Regions from separate parts of the Homo sapiens genome. Here all the other regions are linked to region 3. Evidence: chromatin contacts called from ENCODE Hi-C or POLR2A ChIA-PET data. All regions are on one chromosome and are shown on one strand. Each heading gives the region's core, a stretch centred on a gene start or an enhancer-like site at or near the end of the contact. The rest is flanking DNA. Distances are from core to core; before and after follow the strand shown.

What was found. A loop is a pair of places that touch in the nucleus more often than their neighbours do. ChIA-PET counts read pairs that join two places held with the same protein, here RNA polymerase II (POLR2A). Pooled maps may share reads with other maps.
Region 1: a map with no recorded cell type shows a loop between it and region 3 (6-fold over the local background). The contact joins the enhancer-like site here to the promoter of DHX15 in region 3. A Hi-C loop is called at or near these places in 2 of 37 single-sample maps with no recorded cell type and 4 of 50 pooled maps. POLR2A ChIA-PET finds 5 or more read pairs at or near these places in 1 of 52 experiments (naive thymus-derived CD8-positive, alpha-beta T cell).
Region 2: a loop to region 3 is called in a map of B cell, with 7 times the contacts of the local background. The contact joins the enhancer-like site here to the promoter of DHX15 in region 3. A Hi-C loop is called at or near these places in 1 of 168 maps with a recorded cell type or tissue (B cell), 1 of 37 single-sample maps with no recorded cell type and 10 of 50 pooled maps.
Region 4: a map of CD8-positive, alpha-beta T cell shows a loop between it and region 3 (6-fold over the local background). The contact joins the promoter of STIM2-AS1 here to the promoter of DHX15 in region 3. A Hi-C loop is called at or near these places in 4 of 168 maps with a recorded cell type or tissue (CD4-positive, alpha-beta memory T cell, CD8-positive, alpha-beta T cell and naive thymus-derived CD4-positive, alpha-beta T cell), 3 of 37 single-sample maps with no recorded cell type and 16 of 50 pooled maps. POLR2A ChIA-PET finds 5 or more read pairs at or near these places in 1 of 52 experiments (activated T-cell).
Region 5: a loop to region 3 is called in a pooled map, with 5 times the contacts of the local background. The contact joins the enhancer-like site here to the promoter of DHX15 in region 3. A Hi-C loop is called at or near these places in 2 of 37 single-sample maps with no recorded cell type and 2 of 50 pooled maps.
Region 6: a pooled map shows a loop between it and region 3 (7-fold over the local background). The contact joins the promoter of ADGRA3 here to the promoter of DHX15 in region 3. A Hi-C loop is called at or near these places in 1 of 37 single-sample maps with no recorded cell type and 11 of 50 pooled maps. POLR2A ChIA-PET finds 5 or more read pairs at or near these places in 1 of 52 experiments (HepG2).

The regions. Positions count from the first base shown.
Region 1 is chr4:26,884,786-26,887,502 of GRCh38, reverse strand. The region is part of intron 1 of STIM2 (stromal interaction molecule 2); the gene reads right to left. Among named protein-coding and RNA genes, the nearest start is that of STIM2, 25 kb to the right of the region's middle. Within about 2 kb of position 1,467, at least 9 of the 41 ENCODE cell types and tissues checked have a DNase peak (open chromatin) inside an H3K27ac peak, as active enhancers do.
Region 2 is chr4:26,991,662-26,994,710 of GRCh38, reverse strand. The region is part of intron 3 of STIM2 (stromal interaction molecule 2); the gene reads right to left. Among named protein-coding and RNA genes, the nearest start is that of STIM2, 130 kb to the right of the region's middle. Within about 2 kb of position 1,695, at least 11 of the 41 ENCODE cell types and tissues checked have a DNase peak (open chromatin) inside an H3K27ac peak, as active enhancers do; they include B cell, where a contact is called at or near this core.
Region 3 is chr4:24,583,214-24,586,086 of GRCh38, reverse strand. DHX15 (DEAH-box helicase 15) reads left to right here and starts at 1,533. Exons shown (of 14, transcript NM_001358.3): 1 at 1,533-1,764. The coding sequence starts at 1,694. RefSeq lists an enhancer at 1,095-1,634 and silencers at 1,815-1,934, 1,945-2,024, 2,225-2,274.
Region 4 is chr4:26,858,986-26,862,039 of GRCh38, reverse strand. It overlaps STIM2-AS1 (STIM2 antisense RNA 1), which reads left to right and starts at 1,441. Exons shown (of 2, transcript NR_134674.1): 1 at 1,441-1,530; 2 at 2,012-2,416. STIM2 (stromal interaction molecule 2) reads right to left here and starts at 1,199. Exons shown (of 12, transcript NM_020860.4): 1 at 671-1,199. The coding sequence starts at 821. RefSeq lists silencers at 503-1,072, 1,083-1,452 and an enhancer at 1,543-1,642.
Region 5 is chr4:26,825,068-26,828,120 of GRCh38, reverse strand. It overlaps a transcript of TBC1D19 not described here. Among named protein-coding and RNA genes, the nearest start is that of STIM2-AS1, 34 kb to the left of the region's middle. Within about 2 kb of position 1,325, at least 8 of the 41 ENCODE cell types and tissues checked have a DNase peak (open chromatin) inside an H3K27ac peak, as active enhancers do.
Region 6 is chr4:22,514,702-22,517,518 of GRCh38, reverse strand. It overlaps ADGRA3 (adhesion G protein-coupled receptor A3), which reads left to right and starts at 1,453. Exons shown (of 19, transcript NM_145290.4): 1 at 1,453-1,991. The coding sequence starts at 1,735. It overlaps MIR12115 (microRNA 12115), which reads right to left and starts at 2,207; the gene lies at 2,134-2,207.

The sequences.
Region 1 (2,717 bases), core at 218-2,717, 2.3 Mb before region 3:
GGAGCAATAAGTTCCCAACCACCCAAAGTATCTGAGGAGCTAATGAATGACAGTCTATAAGGGATACACCGGAGAAGTTCCTGTAATTAGCAGACAGTTTGAGCTTTAGGCTTTGTCCACTTCCTTGAGTTCAATCAAAGTCTGTAATTCTGTAACAGCACGGTGTGATCTTAGATTATTAGCAAGATACATCTTAACCCAAGTAGAAAATGAAAGCAACATCAAACAAAACAGTAAAGAAAAAAAGCTCAAATAAATTCTAAGTTTTAAAGGGATCACGGACAAGGCAAGAGGCAAAAAAAAAAAAAAAAAAAAAAAAGTTTAATTATTTGGTTTGGTGCTTATTGTATCTTGTAACATTCAGCAGTTGAACACTACGGGTTGTTCCAATTTCCTAGCTCTTTAAATTATATCCTATAAAGGCATAAGCTTTTATGTCTTTACTTCACAATAAAGTTCATATAACAATGAACTTGATTTTCAGGACAACAGAACAGAAGGGCTTTCACTGTATTTAGCATCCACATATAGCTCCACCTATACCACCTATTACCACCTCCATAGCTAACAAGGGAGCTCTAGCACTTTCTCTCCCCGGACAAAAGCCTACTAATTGGTCTCCCTGCTCTAAGACTAGACCTTCTAGAGTGTCATTTCAGTGAAAGAGCTGAAGTGATCATTTCCAAACATAAATCAAATCATGTCACACTTCTCAAAAACCCTGCAGTAGCTCCCCATCTCAGAGTACATGACATACAATGACAATGTCCTCACATCTTGTAGATGATGTCTACAAGACTGTACATTCTAGCCCAGACAACCTCTCTGATCTATCTATTACTCTCTCCATTGCTTACTCTACACCAGCCCTGTGGTCTCCTGGAAGTTTCTCCAAAAATCCAACAATGGTATCCATCAGGGCCCATGCACATGCCATTCTCTCCACCTGAAGGGTCTCATCCCTCTGTCTCTCCCTTCTCTCTTGTCAAATGTCAACTATGAAGATTTCCCTGACCACCTTAAATAACAGCAAACACACATATACTTTCCCTAACATTCTCTACCTTCTCACCTATTTTATTTTCCTTCATTGCATTTATCATCTCCTGATAAATATTTGTCTACTTGTTAACTGTCTTATCCTCAGTGAAATTAAGCTCATCGTTTTCTTCATTGCTCCAATACCTACAACAATATCTGTAAGTGTTCAATGAGTATATATTGAAATAATATATTAGCCTTAAGCTAAAATTTCAAACAATCTTCTCAGTTATATGAATATGCTCCTACACAGAAAAAGCTTTAAGAAGGAAAAAGTTCATATACTGTCCTAGTTCTCCTTGCATCCTTCTCACTGATTTGGTTTTACAGAGAATATGAAAGTAAATGTTCTGCCCGTCACAGTTCTCCTCTGTTCCACTGAACCTCAAATTATGAGCTCACATAGCCACAACTTCCTTGTTTGTCAAATAAGAGGAACTGGCGCATGGTGATCAGCTTCTTAAAACTCAAGTATCTAAAAATCAGATTTAAAATAAGGTTTATATGTAATTTTCAATAAGCCATAATGGAATGTCTCAGTAATTAGGATAAATCAACACTGCATATTTACATGAATAGACATATACATATATATATATATATATATATATATATATATATATATATATATATATATATAACCTGAGGTGCTAAATTTGGCTTCATTCTCATAATACAACTAGCACTGAATGCTATATTTTCAGTTTTACTGCTCTTATAAACTACATAGCCTGGTAACCAAGGTAAACAATTTGTATATCTGAAAGTTACATTCTGAATTCACCCAGGCAAAACATAAACCTGAAAAAATAGTCAGAAATGAAAACTATGTCACAAATATCACACATTAAAATCCTACATGCTTTAGTTAAAGGAGGATCCTTCATACCATCAAGATTTACAATTCAAGCCTTGATACCCCTATTTTCCAGTCTTAGCAGATACCAAAAAATAAAATGACAGCTGTCCAGTAAATAAGCTGATACAATCATATGCTGATGACTCCATTTATTCACATTCAAAAATAGGGAAGCAAATCTATGGTATTAAAGTAAGGACAGTGGTTAACCTTAGGCAAAGGCACATACTGATTTCAAGAGGACATGAAGGACTTCTGGGTAAAGGCAACATTATGTTTCTCGATCTGGGTGCTAATAACATGTGAGTATTCACTTTGTTAAAAATGGTTGAAATGAGCTGTATACTGATGATTTGAGCCCTTTCCTGTACTGTTATACTGTATTTAAGTAAAAAGCTTTTGGAAAACTAGATATTACAGCAATTCAAAACCATGAAAAATAAGGTTGAACATGAACAGTGGAACACAAATCAACAATCCTTAAGAGTATCTGTGTTTTTGCATGTGTACTAACCCTAATATTGTACCCATTAACTGTACCCAATACATTCTGATTAAGAAAGTAGAGAAATAAGTCACACGTTTTAGAAATAATTTGACTCCAAAATGTTTGAAATAAAGCAAGTTTTATAATTCAAAGGAGTCAAGGTTCAATTACTCAAGAGGCAAGAGTACTGGTTAAGGATGTGAATCTTGTTGTGAGAATTCTGTCTCACCCACTTGCCAGTTCTGTGAACTCGTGTTTAACCTCTCTGGGTCTCCGTTACATTACCTATAAGATACGGATCTACCCCATAAGCTTGTGAGGACTAAATGA
Region 2 (3,049 bases), core at 446-2,945, 2.4 Mb before region 3:
CAGTGTTTGAGAGACTGGCAGAAAGTCAGAGAGGAGCTAGGTCATGAAAGGCTTTCAAGAACTCTGGACAGTTTTCTAATTTCAATAAAAAGAAGGGGAATAATCTTTTTTTAGAATGTTGTTCTTCAATGTGGAGAATAGATTGTTCATGATAAGACTAAAAATGGTCCAGTCTTATCATGAAATACGGAGAAATAAGAAGACCATTCCTTATATAATTGCCTAGACAGGAAAGGGTCATCATCTTAGACTATGATAGTAGTAGATAAGATGACAACAAGGAGTCAGATTCAGGATATATTCTGGGGATAATGCTATTAAGATGCGCTGATGAAATGGACAGGGGCTGGTAGCTAAACAAAAGCCAAAAGTACAGAGGGTGCTACCATTAACTGAGATAGAAAAGAATGGGGAGGAAAAGATTGGGGAAACGAGCAGGGGCCGGTGACAGAGATCAAAAGTTGTTTTAAGACACGTTATGTTTGAAGTATGCATTTGACATTTAAGTGTAGATAATAGAGCAGCAGTCAGATCTGCAAGTCTGGAGCTTAGGAAAAAGTGAGGTTAGGAACAGAGGTATTGGTGGGAAGTCACCAACATACAGATGATCTTTAGACTAAATGACATCAACCAGAAAAGACAGCTATTAATAGATTCTAGAAGACTGGACCTAAATCAAGAATAAAATAACTAGCATCTCTTCTCCTGGATATTTATTTTAAATTAAGTCCTTTGTATGCATTTTCTTAAGTCTTAAAAAAAACTTACGAGGTTCTAACATAATTATCTTTATTTTGGAAGTTAAAAACTAAAAAGCTAATGGAACCAACAAAGTAAGCAGCAGGACTGGATTTGAACTCAGGCAAACTGTTCACAGAACAAAACTTTATACTACTCTGAAAGTAGTAATACTAAATAACAGTAAAGATATAAACAAGCAGTTAAGCGCTGGACGCAGTTCAGAGGTTTCTGCTTATGAAGAGTAATGATGAGTTTATGCAAAGGGAAGGATGTAAGTGTGCTTACAAATGAATAGTTCTATACTGTCTGCATTTAATTTGAGGGTTAATGCTTATAGACTACAGAAGAGATCAAGGGAGAGTGAAGAAAACGTGAGCAATAAAAGCAGATCTGGGAATCCATCTGTATATAAATAAATCTGAAAAAAATCTTTCTGATAAGCTACATAAAAATATGAATTCATACTTGCAAGCAAAGCTAGGTTTCCATCAATCTGCCTTTTTTATTAAGTGTTCTTTAGAGAAAAAGCTTAAATAAACCACAAACAAAAACCAAAAACATTTAAAACTAGATGTGGTAACTGATAGTTTTATATTGAAACAAAGCCTTGACTGTTCTCCCCTTCATGTGTTCCTACCATAAAACCTGGACATGGGCCTGAGGCTGCTGTATCCATTTAACCAAGTAACAGGATGTCAGCTGAAGGTTCAGGCCCTGGGTGTTTTCCACTGAATTTAGTGCATTCAAAGTAGACTTTTTACTCTTAAGTTTCTTCCTATTCAAGATGAACTGCATTGAGAATTGCCCTGTCCTCACTGCCAAAAAACTCATGGTGCAGCTGTACCTCACACGCCCACACAAAATCCCCAGCCAAGAAAACAAGATAAGATTCTCTCTATGACTGTTCAACAGTGAAAATTCCTGATCTAAACACTTCAGCACATCAAAGTCATCCCACAATTTCCAGTAAGTCAGTACAGAAAGGAAGAAAAATCAAATGAAAAAGAACATATTAAAACTGCCCAAATCTTAGTAATACTCTGCTTAGCAAATTGAAAATTGTAGTGGTCTTGACAACGAATCTTTAAAACAACAGATCTAACAGAACCATTTATTTTGGGGGGAGATTCACTTCTCCTTTTGCTGTGGTTTCCTTGGTGATACTTAGTAAACACCTTCACTTCTCTTCTCATGACCAGGACTTGCATTTTTTATTAGCATTCTCTGTTCCAAATACTCTAGTTGTCTTTCATTTCTTAGGACAGATCATACTATGTCCTTCTTCAGGGCCTCTGTACGTGCTGTTTGCTGAGTATAAGCTCCTTTTTGCTATCCCTCCACCTTTTTGTTTCATTAAACCTTCATATCTCAGCTAAAACTTTAATTCTTCAAGTGAACCTTTCTGAACATTACTATATAACCTTTTTTTTCCTTTTTTTGTAGAGATAGGGTCTTGCTATGTTGCATAGGCTGATCTCTTGAACTCCTCTGCCTCTCAAAGTGCTGAGATTACAGGTATGAGACACCACACCCAGCCCCTGATTATTAATCCCTTAGTAGCTTTTATGCATAGCATTTAAATAACTATAACTACTTATCTGTATGATTGTTACTTCAACAACTGTTTATTTCAGTAAAGTATAAGTCTTCTGCTCATCACTCTAACCCTAGCACTTGGTATAAAGGCACTCAACAAATTATTTGTTGGATGCTGTTGAATGACGTAGAACATGTTTAATTAATAAGTCTTATGAAAATCTAATTTTACATTTTAATGGTGAGACAAGGATTTGTATGTATAAGAAATTCTTTTTTAACATTTTCTAAATTTCAATAGCTTTTGGGGTACAAGCGATTTTTCATTACATAAGAAATTCTTGATGGTAAAAGAATTACTCATTTAAGAATTATCTGGTTCCTTATTACCTGCCTCTCACTGATCTTTTATAGATGCTGTTGCTAAACAACACTTCCATCAGAGGGCAAGCAGAGAGAGATACACCATTCCTTTTAAAGGTATCTTTCCCAATCTGCAGAGCTACAGAAATGCCAGCTTCTAAAATGTTAACTTATATTGTTTCTGCTTGAAGTTGTGGCCAGTGCTACAGGTCAGTGTCTCAAAGGGATTTTTGGCAATTTATTCTAAGACTAATGAAAAGAACTCTGGAATGGAAACAGACCTGATTTTACTCCCAGCTGTGCCACTGATTCAGGATAATATCATAGCCACATTATTTAACTACAGCTCAGATTCTCTTTTTTAAATTGATGTTATACATATGTTGGGAGTACATATGGTATTTTGATA
Region 3 (2,873 bases), core at 284-2,783:
AGACCAGCCTGGCCAGCATGGCGACACCTCGTCTCTACGTCTCTACTAAAAATACCAAAATTAGCCGGGCGCGTAGCCGGGCGTGGTGGCGGGCGCTTATAATCCCAGCTAGGAGGGAGGCTGAGGCAGGAGAATGGCTTAAACCCGGGAGGCGGAGGTTGCAGTGAGCTGAGATTGCACCACTGTCCTCCAGCCTGGGCGACAGAGCAAGACTGTCTCAAAACAAACACACAAACCCCTCATCAGTTGCAATATTTAAGTTGCATTTAATCCTAGCAATTGCAGTCCTGAGATTTGGATAAGAACCAGAGTATGGTCTTCCAGGGCAGCCAAACCAAGCCATTCCATGAACAACAGAGATCACCCTGCTGCAGATGGTCCACAGATCTTTTCTTGTGCATTTCTTCTGGGAACAAATGCAACTGAGGAAGCAGACATATTCTAGGGGGAGAGATCCACAAAAATCCTTAGAGTCATCTTGCCCCACCTCCTTGTTATGGCTTTAGGTACAGCCCTTATGGCTAGGAGATGTAACCTTCCTCAGCCTTTGCGTCTACGTCTACAAAATAACAACTACCTTGCAGGGTGTTATTTAACACTGCGAAAGTGCATTAATAGGCACAGAAAAACAAAAAACAAAAAAGCAAATTGTGCCCTCACTGCGAATTCTCTGTATTCTAGTTAAAAACATCTATAGCTTGGGTGCATGGTGTCCGTGCTGGGCAAGAAAAGGGCAAAATAGATCATGACAAGCCTTAACATTTTCTCACTTCAGTTTCCTCACTGCAATTGATTTTTTTTTTTCTTTCAAGTCGGAGTCTTGTTCTGTCGTCCAGGCTGGAGTGCACTGGTGTGATCTCGTCTCACCGCAACCTCCGCCTCCCAGGTTCAAGCGATTCTCCTGCCTCAGCCTACCGAGTAGCTGGGATTACAGGCGTACGCCACCACGCCCAGCTAATTTTTGTATTTTTAGTAGAGACGGGGTTTCACCGTGTTGGCCAGGCTGGTCTCGAACTCCTGACCTCGTGATCCACCCGCCTCGGTCTCCCAAAGCGTTGGGATTACAGGCGTGAACCATCGCGCGGCCCCTCACTGCAACTGAGGGTAGCGCAGTGGCCGCAAGTTCCAGATCTGGAGTTACTAAATAGCTGGGTTCCAATCCCGGCTCTGCCACTTATTAGCTGTACGATCTTCATTCGTTTCTCAACCTCTCTGGGTCTGAGATTCCCTTAAAGCCGGGGTAATAGAAATGAATAGGATTTCCTAACTAGGACTAGACTTTCTCAATTTCTTGACTCAGAGGGGCAAGGATAGCCTGAAATGGAAAGTGAAGGCCTTCAGGTTCTTCCTAACAGCCGCTCCGAGGAGGGGAAAGCTACAGGAAGAGGGAGGAGACCCAAGAAAGGTCGGACCAATGAGGCAGCGGGCGGGACAGGAGTTCCCGCCTTTGGGCGTCGTGCGCGCGCACCTCGCTCACACGCACACTCGCACGCACGCACGCTGCGGAAGCGCGCGCGCGCGCAGGCCCAGCCCTCGTCGCCGCCGCCATTTTAGCTGTTGGTTCCGGCCGCACCGTGTGGGCTGTAGTAGCGGGAGGGGTGGGGGTCCTCCAGAGTTAAGTGGCTGTCCTCGACTGTGCCCATACAGCAGCCAGCTTTCTTCCTTAATAACTGCCCGTTCGAAGAGTGCGAGGATGTCCAAGCGGCACCGGTTGGACCTAGGGGAGGATTACCCCTCTGGCAAGAAGCGTGCGGGGACCGATGGGTAAGCCAGGCCGGGGGCGCGAGGCGGCAGCTCGGGCTTTGTTGGGGTCCTGGCAGGGAGCGGGCCGGGGCTGGCCTGGCCGAGCGGGTCCTGGAGCCCGAGCCTTTGTTTCTCTCTGGGCTGGGTTCACTAGCGGCGGGTAGGAGAAGCGCGGCGCCCGTTCGGCCCGGCAAGGGCGCGGGGGGTTGCGTGCGACGGGGCCGCTGCCCAGCCCAGTCCGGAGGGTGGAGAGGCCTGCAGTAGCCATGAGGGCGCCTCCTCCCCCAGGCCGAACCGAGCGGGAGTCATTTGCGAGGGCGTCGGGCGGGAGTGAACCGCGGACCTCGTGGCCTCGGTTCCCGAGGAAGGCCTGGAGCCGGAGGAGAGGGTGGGGGAGGGCGCGGTGGGAGTATTCGCTTCCAAGGGCAGCAGGCACTTCCCAGCCAGAGGGGCCGTGGGGAGGGCCTGGGTGGGGGCGCGGCCAGGCACTCCAGACGGGAAAGGCGGAGGGCGGAAAGTGAGAGCAGCGCGTGGATCATAATGTAGGCTGGGATGGGGGTGGCGGGAGTTGAGAGAAGCCAGCAAATAGGGAGTTCTCGGGGGAGGTGGGAGTAGAGGACCTGCCGGGAGAAAGGAAAACGTGGAGTAATATACCTGATGGGCTGGAAGGCTGGTGTTTTGGGGCGACTGAGTTTATAGTTTGGCGGGAGAGAGCGTGCCTTGGTCCATTCAAACACTTCAAAGTAGATACTAGCAAACTTCCGCTCTCTGCCTACGCTCCCGCCATCTCCTGTATTTCCTGCTTTGGTTAAAACTGGTTACTGAACATCGTCCCATGGGGAGGGATTAGAAGGCATTGTTTTTTTTTTTCATCATTTATTTTCTATGCATGTCCCACTTTTCTTCATAAGTAGCTTTTGAAATACAGGGATCATGTTCAAAACGTGTTTTTAGTATTTATGGCGAAACACCGCCCATGTGGAGGTTGAGAGTTGAAATACTTACACAAACTCTTGGTGTTCCAGATTCCTTTCCTTAAAGGTACAGAGGAATTTAGCAGTTAATTTAAGCAATTTCGTGAAAATCATTTCTTGTCCCTTGTGTGTTTTCATTGATGAAGTACAAAGACC
Region 4 (3,054 bases), core at 192-2,691, 2.3 Mb before region 3:
GTTACCTGCTGAGGTTTCTACACCCTTTGTCACCCAGTGATGCTCCCACCACCAAACACTTTCCATCACCACTTAAAACGGCCTCCTTCCACCCCGCAAAAAATGCACTGTAAACTTAGGCATTTCTGCATACTAACACGGAACCACTAATATCACTAGGTATTATGGCTCTCAAAGAATCCCCTTTAGCAGGCTCCCCTGGGACGCTGTGCTCAAGCGGAGCTTTGAACCGGTGAGACTCGCTGCCAGCTGCCTTTGCAAAAGCAGCACCAGAGGTAGACTCAATACCGCAATGCTGCTGCTGACTTTTTCTAGCAGCCTCAAAAAAAAAAAAAAAAAAAAAATCAGCCCAGTCCCCTGCAGACCCTGCTGGCACTTCTGCAGCACGAAAGAGAAACCACCGCATTGCTCAGCTTGGAAGATCGGAGAGCCCGACTGAAGGGAGGGGAATCAGTGCCGTCGAGAGGCTCGGCGAGGGCGGGGTGTCGGGGTGAAAAGGAAAGACGTCCGGAGTGCAGGGGACCGCGACGAAGCAGCAGGCAGGGCTCCGCATCGCGCCCTGGCCGGAGCCGCGGAATAGCGGACGTCCGGCGGAGATGCTGACCTCTGCACGGGTTGGGGGTCCCATCGCTGCCGGCCGAGCCCCGCCCGCCGCCCCCCGGCCCCTCACCTGTCATGAGCGCCGGGCTATCGCCGGCCGCCGCGGCGGGAGAGGAGGCGGCAGTTGCGGCAGAGCCAGTCGCCCGCCGCCCGCGGAGGTGCCGGGGCACAAGCTCGCATCCGTCCGCCGCTCCGGCTACCAGCAGCCCGAGCACCAGCAACGCAGCCCAGCGCCGCCGCCGCAGCAGCCAGCCCCACGCTGGGCCAGGAGTCGAGGCGGGATGAAGGCGCCGAGGAGAAGCCGGGTGAAAGCGCAGCGGCGCCCCGGCCGCCTGCAGCTCGCCGGCTCCGCGAGGCGCCACCACCGCCGCCGGCGACTCCTCCGGCCGCCCCCGCCGCCTCAGACACGGGCTCCCGCCGGGCGCCAGCCTGGTCCCATCGGCACCGGCGGCCTCCGGAGCTCTGATCCCGGCTGCGTTCATTGGTTCCGGTTATTTAAAAAAAAAAAAAAAAAAGGTGGGGGGTAGAAAGGTACGGCGTCTTCAGGCGGTGCACGACACCCGCGCTGCTGCTGCGGCGAGACCGGGATCCGCTGCTCTGGCGCCGCCAAACACCAACCCCAGCTCCCGCGCCGCCGCCGCCGCGGCGCATCCCCCCGCCCCCTCCGGCCCGCGCTGGTCGTAGTACCACGCTCCGCCGGGACGCCTCCCTCCCCTCGCACATTCGCTCGCATACCAATCCCCCGCCTCCCTCAGGCTCTCCACGGCGCAGGCGCGGCGCTGCTGTACTGCGCGTGCGCGGCATCCCAGCCCCGCCCCGGAGGCGTTCCTAGACGGACGGTAGTACCGTGGGGCGGCTGATAACGCTTTAGCGAGCCGCGAAGATAGGAGGCGGGGAAGAAGGGGGACGTGTACCTCTCCCTCATTCACGGTACCACCGCGAGGGGGAGTGGGGGGCTACAAGGGGACGGAGAGAAGAGTCCAGACGTCCCACATCCTGAGGGCGAGTTTCAGCCTCGTAGAGGGCAGCGAAAGTAATTGCATGGATCAGGAAAATCTTGCAATCGGAAAACAGCAGCGTCCCCGTAATTTCAATATAGGTGGGGCTTACAAGTGGCTGGCTGTTTAGACGCGGTTAGCATAGCTTAGCGTTTTATTTACTTGCCAAACATTTCACAAAGCGCGTGCTATGTGTGAGTGTACCAGGCATTGCTCTAACCGTTTTACACATTTACATGCTATAACTCCAAAATTATCGTTACCCCCTTTTACGAATGAAGAGACTAAGACCTAGAAATGTGAAGTAAGTTGTCCCCAATATCCCACAGCTAATTCATGGGAAATGAGCGAGATTTAGCAGCCACTGAAAAGGCCTATTTAAGAGAATTTACTTTAGCCTCTGACTCTCCTAGGTACATTTACCTGAACTCATCACCTTCCCACCCCCATCCCATCGACTCTGTGCTGTATCCTGAACCGGCTGACAGAACAATGATGTAGACTTGACTTGTTTTCGCCAACCTGGAATGAAGCAAAGCTCTTGTGCACCCAAGATCTGCTCTCTGTTGTAAATCCTGTTCAGACCTGGTCTAATTGGTTTGAATAAATAAAGAACCGGAATCTTTCTCATCCAAACTAGTTGCCAGCATATTTTTAAGGCCACCTCCCTTCAAATTTAAAAGGAAGTGTTGAATGTACTGTCACTATAAATTAAAAGCCCTGGAAATTCACACGCAAGGAGGCATTCTTTCTCCCAGGGGCACAAAATTGTTTAAAATTTGCAGATAGGGTTATTAAACACGAAGATCCTTTTGCTATTGGGTTTTGTTGGTTTCATTCTGCTTATTGGTTTGTTTGCTTGCTTTCTCAAGCCAAGAAGATACTCAAATTACATTCTCCTAAAGTATTTCTTAGGTAGCCTGGCCAAGATAACCACAAATATCGTTTATTGTGGAAGGGCAGATGCACACTTTAGAAAAGAATCAAGGATGTCTTTGAGGCTAAGTCAATCTATCAACAGTTATTTCTCAGCAGACTTCTTGTGGGCATAGTGTTCAGGTGGCAATTCTTTATAGGGCAACCGGGAGATTATATTTCCCCTGCTGAAAGGCACAGCGATGAAGTCACACCAGAGTGCTGAGTGCCCACCAGAGAAGATAATTCTGCTAGGGGACCAGAACAATATAAATAACAAGCTTGTTCCTGCTCTCCAGGAGGCATTTCATTTATTAAATGTTTACTGAGTACCTAGTATGTGCCAGGCAGAGTACTGAGTGGTGAGGGTTAGGCAAGAGAGACACTTGAAAAAGGCAATTAAGTCAGCAGTCAGGGCTATGAGATAAACAGCACAGTCCCATGACTAAGGCATCTTACAATCTTTTTAAGGAGATAAAATGTACACCCATTAAACAATTAGAGGCTAATACAAAGTAGTAATCAGTTGCTAAATGGTGTA
Region 5 (3,053 bases), core at 76-2,575, 2.2 Mb before region 3:
AGAGCACTTCATAAGCCTCCTGGGGACTACACGCCTAAGGAAAGCCAGAGTCAGGGCCAGAGCTGGGGAGTTCTGACTGGCGGTTCTGGACAGTTTCCATCTACCCTTTAACCCCATAGCTGTCAAAGCATCTGCCAAACGAGATCTTAGAGGAACCATTTCAAAGCTATTTTAAGTATTTTCAGATATGGATTTGTCAGGTGGCCTACGTTAATCTCAAAGCCTAATAAAATAGCTGGGCACAGCGGCACACATGCCTGTATTCACACCTACCCAGGAAGCTGAGGCAGAAGGATTGCTTGAGCCCAGGAGTTCGAGGCTGCAGTGTGCATTATTGCACCTGTAAATAGGCACTGCATTCTAGCCTGAGTGTCATCGCAAGACCCTATCAAAAAAAAAAAAACAAAACAAAAAACAAAAAAAGAAAGCTCTAATAAATTGGTTCCATCCTCAAAAACATTTGCTTGAAGTTAGGGCTGAGTAGGTGAGTGCCAGCCTGATTTTGTTTTGTTTTGTTTTGAGACAGTCTTGCTCTCTCGCCCAGGCTGGAGTGCAGTAGTGCAATCTTGGCTCACTGCAACCTCTGCCTCCGAGATTCAAGCAATTCTCATGCCTCAGCCTCCTGCGTAGTTGGAACTGCAGGCGTCTGCCACCATGCCTGACTAATTTTTGTATTTTAGTAGAGACGAGGTTTCTCCATGTTGGCCAGGCTGGTCTTGAACTCCTGGCCTCAAGTGATCTGCCTCCCTTGGCCTCCCAAAATGATTGGATTGCAGGCGTGAGTCACTGTGCCTGCCAATGCCTGATGATTTTGACCCAAAGGATAGATTTGGTGATGAAGAAGAGAGATTCCTGAAACAGTAATACCTTTAAAGTTGGCTGTTTTAATTAAGTGAAGATGAAAATAAAGTGTTTTCCATCTTTATAAGCATTTGCCACTTACTGTGATTGAATTTGTGTTAAGGAGCCAGGAAAGGCTATGGAAGAGCAGTCTCCATCAGTTCACCAGAAGTATCATGGCAAGGCCAAGCTATCATGGTTAAAAGTTAATCATTAGTTTCCTTTCTCCATGATACGATTCAATAAACACATTAACAGTTTATAAAAGAGGTAGTGAAACCTCCTGAGGAAAAAAATATTATGTAACCAGTTTAGGGGAGAGACTTGCCTCGCCTCATATCTCAGTAGGGGGTTGAACTGCACGGCTGGGAGGTTCTTTCCGGTTTCATAACAGTTATTATTTCTGGAAGGGTTTATCTTTTATTGCTAATAGCACTTCACTTTCCTCCATGCTCTGAATCTACGTCACCACCCACACCCGGAACCATTATAAACATCCACCCGCCACCGGGGCAGTAACCCTCATGAAGTTAAAACAGTAGTCTTTCCTGCTCGCCAACAGTTATAGACCTTGAAATGCCATTAGGCCAAACTTTACTGGACTCTATTCATTGTTAGGGTTGTGGAATATTGATCTAAACTCAATCTAACAAAATACACGCGGACATCATCTATAACAATGATTTTCAAAGAGAGAATTTTGAAAGGTATATTGGAGAGAGATGAGAAGCATTTTATGTTTGTAACAGCTCTAATATCTTAATAAGAATGATCTCTTTGTTTAGAATTTAAAACTTAGTAATAATGACACTTATTTTTCCCCCCTCTAAATAATGTTCACCTACTATGAGCAGACAGTAAGGGCACAAATATAAATCAACTTTAAACTGTTTGAAATATCCTTCTATTCATGATTATTGCTGTCACTGAATATGTATCCAGCAGCTGGGCAGGAATTCCCTGATACTAGAGTTAAACAATGGGCAGGCAGAATGCGAAGTCCTATGTGCAGTGGGAATTAAATTGTTCTTTTATTACAAAAATATGATCTTTGAATTTTTTTTTCACTTTTTATTTTTGAGACAAGGTCTCTTTCTGTCACCAAGGCTGGAGTGCAATGGCACGATCTCAGCTCACTGCAACTTCTGCCTCCTGGGTTCAAGCAATTCTCCTGTCTCAGCCTCCTGTGTAGCTGGGATTACAGGTGCATGCCACCAAGCCTGGCTAATTTTTGTATTTTTAGTAGAGATGGGGTTTCGCCATGTTGCCCAGGTTGGTCTTGAACTCCTGACCTCAAATGATTCGCCCGCCTAAGCCTCCCAAACTGCTGGGATTACAGGCGTGAGCCACCATGCCCGGCCAGCTTAGCTATTTTCATATGCCATTACTAATAGTTAATGTTTATTGCAGGCTTAACTTGGACCAGGCCCTGTTTCAATGGCCTTATTCATCCTACTGATATTATAACAATTCTATGAAGGAGATACTATTAACCCTGTTTTACAGTTGAGAAAAATGAGGCACAGAGATTTTTAAGTAATTTTTCTGATGTCACACAACTAAGTGGTAGGGCTGGGAGTTGCACCCAAAAGTCTGGCTCCAAACCCCTTTTACTTAACTAGTATAACCACACAATAGCACCTCTCAGATCATGCTACTTAACTAATTTGTGGCAGGTCACTGATAGAGAAAATTGGCAGCAAATCTTCAAAACAGTGAACAATGAGTGTTTCCAACCAAACTACATTCACTATGGCCTGGATTTTTTTCTTAATGTTGAAAAATTAAAGAAAATGTCATTGAAAAAATAAAAATTACTGACTAATGAGGCATGCCCTTATATACCTAGTTACTCCTGAAAGAAAAGTTTAAAAATCCTAAATCAGCCAGGCGTGGTGGCTCATGCCTGTAATCCCAGCACTTTGGGAGGCCAAGGCAGGCGGATCATGAGGTCAAGAGATTGAGACCATCCTGGCCAACTTGGTGAAACCCCATCTCTACTAAAGATACAAAAATTAGCTGGGCGTGGTGGTGTGCACCTGTAGTCCCAGCTACTCGGGAAACTGAGGCAGGAGAATCGCTTGAACCAGGGAGCTGGAGGTTGTAGTGAGCCAAGACTGTGCCACTGCAATCTAGCCTGATGACAGAGTGAGACTCTGTCTCAAAAAAAAAAAAAATCCTAAATTATTGCAAATGAAGAGGCAAATCAAGAA
Region 6 (2,817 bases), core at 204-2,703, 2.1 Mb after region 3:
ACAGATTCCTGCAAATTGGTCCCTAAGATAAATTTTGTAGGGGCCAGAGGCAGTAGTGTCCTTAGACCCAAGCAAGAAAAACCGTGTTCTAGGCCCTCCATTTTAGAGGACACCAACCTGACTCTTCTTATGGGGTGAAAAATCTCCAGGCCAGCACCCAAAGCCTGGGTACCCACTATGTCCCCAAGACCCAGGACCCTGGAATTCCCTGACTGGTATTACCAAAGCCACTTCTTGGCCCTGAGCTAGCTTCTTCTGAGAACTGTCCTCCCAATGAAGGACCCAACAACTGGTATAGGCACACCTGAGATCCAGACGCAGACAGAGGGTGGCTGTTAGAAAGTGTGAACAGAACTTGGTTTTGTGGGCTGCGGTGTTCACACACAGGTACAAAAAATCCCCTCTTGTCCTTGAAGATAGCTGGGCACAGGAAGCAAAGACGGTGAAGGTGTACAGGCCAAAGGTTTGGATCTGACTCTTTCCCACCTGCCATGTTTCAGGGAGAAACTCCAAGGTGTCTGAGAATCCTGCTTACAAACCTTCCAGGTTGTTATGAAGGTAATTTCTCAAGGCAGGAGCACAGAATATATTTTATTAGCATGATATAGTCCTTGTAAAATTTTAAACATAGGGTAGGTAAGCCCTGGGCTTGCAAATGTTAGGGCGAGGCTGGAAGTCAGAGTAATCAATTCTGTTGGGGTTTCTTGGAGGGTTTGCTCATTATTGCTCGAACTGGTGAACATCTCAAGTATCTTTGCCTGTCGAATTTCTTTCAAAAGGCTGCCTTTCTAGTGAGGTCCAGATGCATCCTTTAGAGACCATCGCTGTTGTTGCTGAAGGCCAGAAACAGCTTCAGATTGTTCACTGTATTGAAGAGGAACCTGTTTACTGGCTCCAGTGTATTTGGGACAAATAAGACTACCATAATGAGGTGAGAAGGCGATTCCTTCCGAAACACTTGGTTTTGGGTACTTTTCCCATAGGGTTGGTCAGGGAAATTCCCTACTCTCGTCCCTACTCCATCCTCCGGGCCAGGCTCCTTGGGCCACATGGGCAGTCTCCAGGAGCGCACAAGACTGCTTTGTCCTGTGCCCGCGGTGCGAGCGCGGTGGCGGCGAAGGGAAACGAGCAGGAGAGTGGCCACCGCGGGTGGAGTTTGGACTCGAACTTTCCTCCGTTCGGACTCGAACTTTCCTCCGTTCTCTCTACGAGTTACTGCCTTCCCGCGGGCTCCCCACAACTCCTGCCCGGAGGCCGAGGCCCGGGCGCGCACCGGGTCGGAGTCGGGCTCGGCAGGTCCCGGGAGCGCGCGCCTCCTCCCCGAGGTCCCGGGCAGCTGCAGACACGGGGAGAGCAGGAGAGCCGGGAAAGAGGAGGGGAAGGGGCGGGGGCGGCCGCCGGCGGCGGGCGGGGAGGAGCCGCCGCGCGCGGGTCCTGGCCAGGGGAGGAGGCAGTGGCGGCGGCGGCGGCGGCAGAGGAGGAGGAGGAGGCGGTGCTCGCGCCGGGCGGTAGAGCGGCGCTGGGACCCATGCGGCCGTGACCCCCGGCTCCCTAGAGGCCCAGCGCAGCCGCAGCGGACAAAGGAGCATGTCCGCGCCGGGGAAGGCCCGTCCTCCGGCCGCCATAAGGCTCCGGTCGCCGCTGGGCCCGCGCCGCGCTCCTGCCCGCCCGGGCTCCGGGGCGGCCCGCTAGGCCAGTGCGCCGCCGCTCGCCCCGCAGGCCCCGGCCCGCAGCATGGAGCCACCCGGACGCCGGCGGGGCCGCGCGCAGCCGCCGCTGTTGCTGCCGCTCTCGCTGTTAGCGCTGCTCGCGCTGCTGGGAGGCGGCGGCGGCGGCGGCGCCGCGGCGCTGCCCGCCGGCTGCAAGCACGATGGGCGGCCCCGAGGGGCTGGCAGGGCGGCGGGCGCCGCCGAGGGCAAGGTGGTGTGCAGCAGCCTGGAACTCGCGCAGGTCCTGCCCCCAGATACTCTGCCCAACCGCACGGTCACCCTGTGAGTATCTCCCGCGACGCTGGGTCCTCTCCCGCTCGGCTCTTTCTTATCTCTCCGCTCAACTTTGGAGCAGGGTCCAGCCGGCACCCACGCGCCTTTGTGTGGAGCTGTAGGCAGGGGGCGGTGCTAGGAAAGACCTCGTGTGCTTGGCATGGGTGCAGTTCAGGGAAAGGCAAGGGAATCTGCGTCCGAGCTGCCTCCCAGCTCCACTAGTTTGCAAAGTAAAGTTTTCGGGTTCTCAGGCGCTCCCCGCGCTGTCCCCGGCGCAGCGCTTTTGGGCTGCGCGGTGCCACGTGAGGATGCAAGTAAACACGCAGTCAACAGAGTTAAAGCTCATTCATCCTGGGCTTGGGTTTCCAGAAAACACAATGCTTGATTGCAAGCGCCAGTCCTTCTGCTTCTTTGCAAATTAAGTTACACTTACGTGGTAGAGTTTGCAAAACACAAGGACTGTGTGCGAGCCCAAACCCCAAGACGCTTCCTTTGCCTTTTGCTATCTTAGTTTTATTACAGTTAAAGAGCACCTTTTAAGATAGAGTTGTTATTAAGGGCTGGAAACATTTCAGATCAATCTGTTTATGTACCTTGCAGTCCCGTTTTCGTGTCTGTGAGGGCTTATATTTAAAAGCCAGGAACATTGGAACTGAAAACCGTGGGTTTATTGAGCCTTCCAACTCGAGGGATTTTTGATTTTCGGATTGAGTTTCCACCTGGAAGGAAAAATTTTGGTAACTCACTTGTGCTGGGATTCACGGTTCAGTTTTGCAAACGTAGTTTTGCCAATTCTAGCTGAACAGTTGGCCCCAGTGACTGTCGAGTTTGTTTT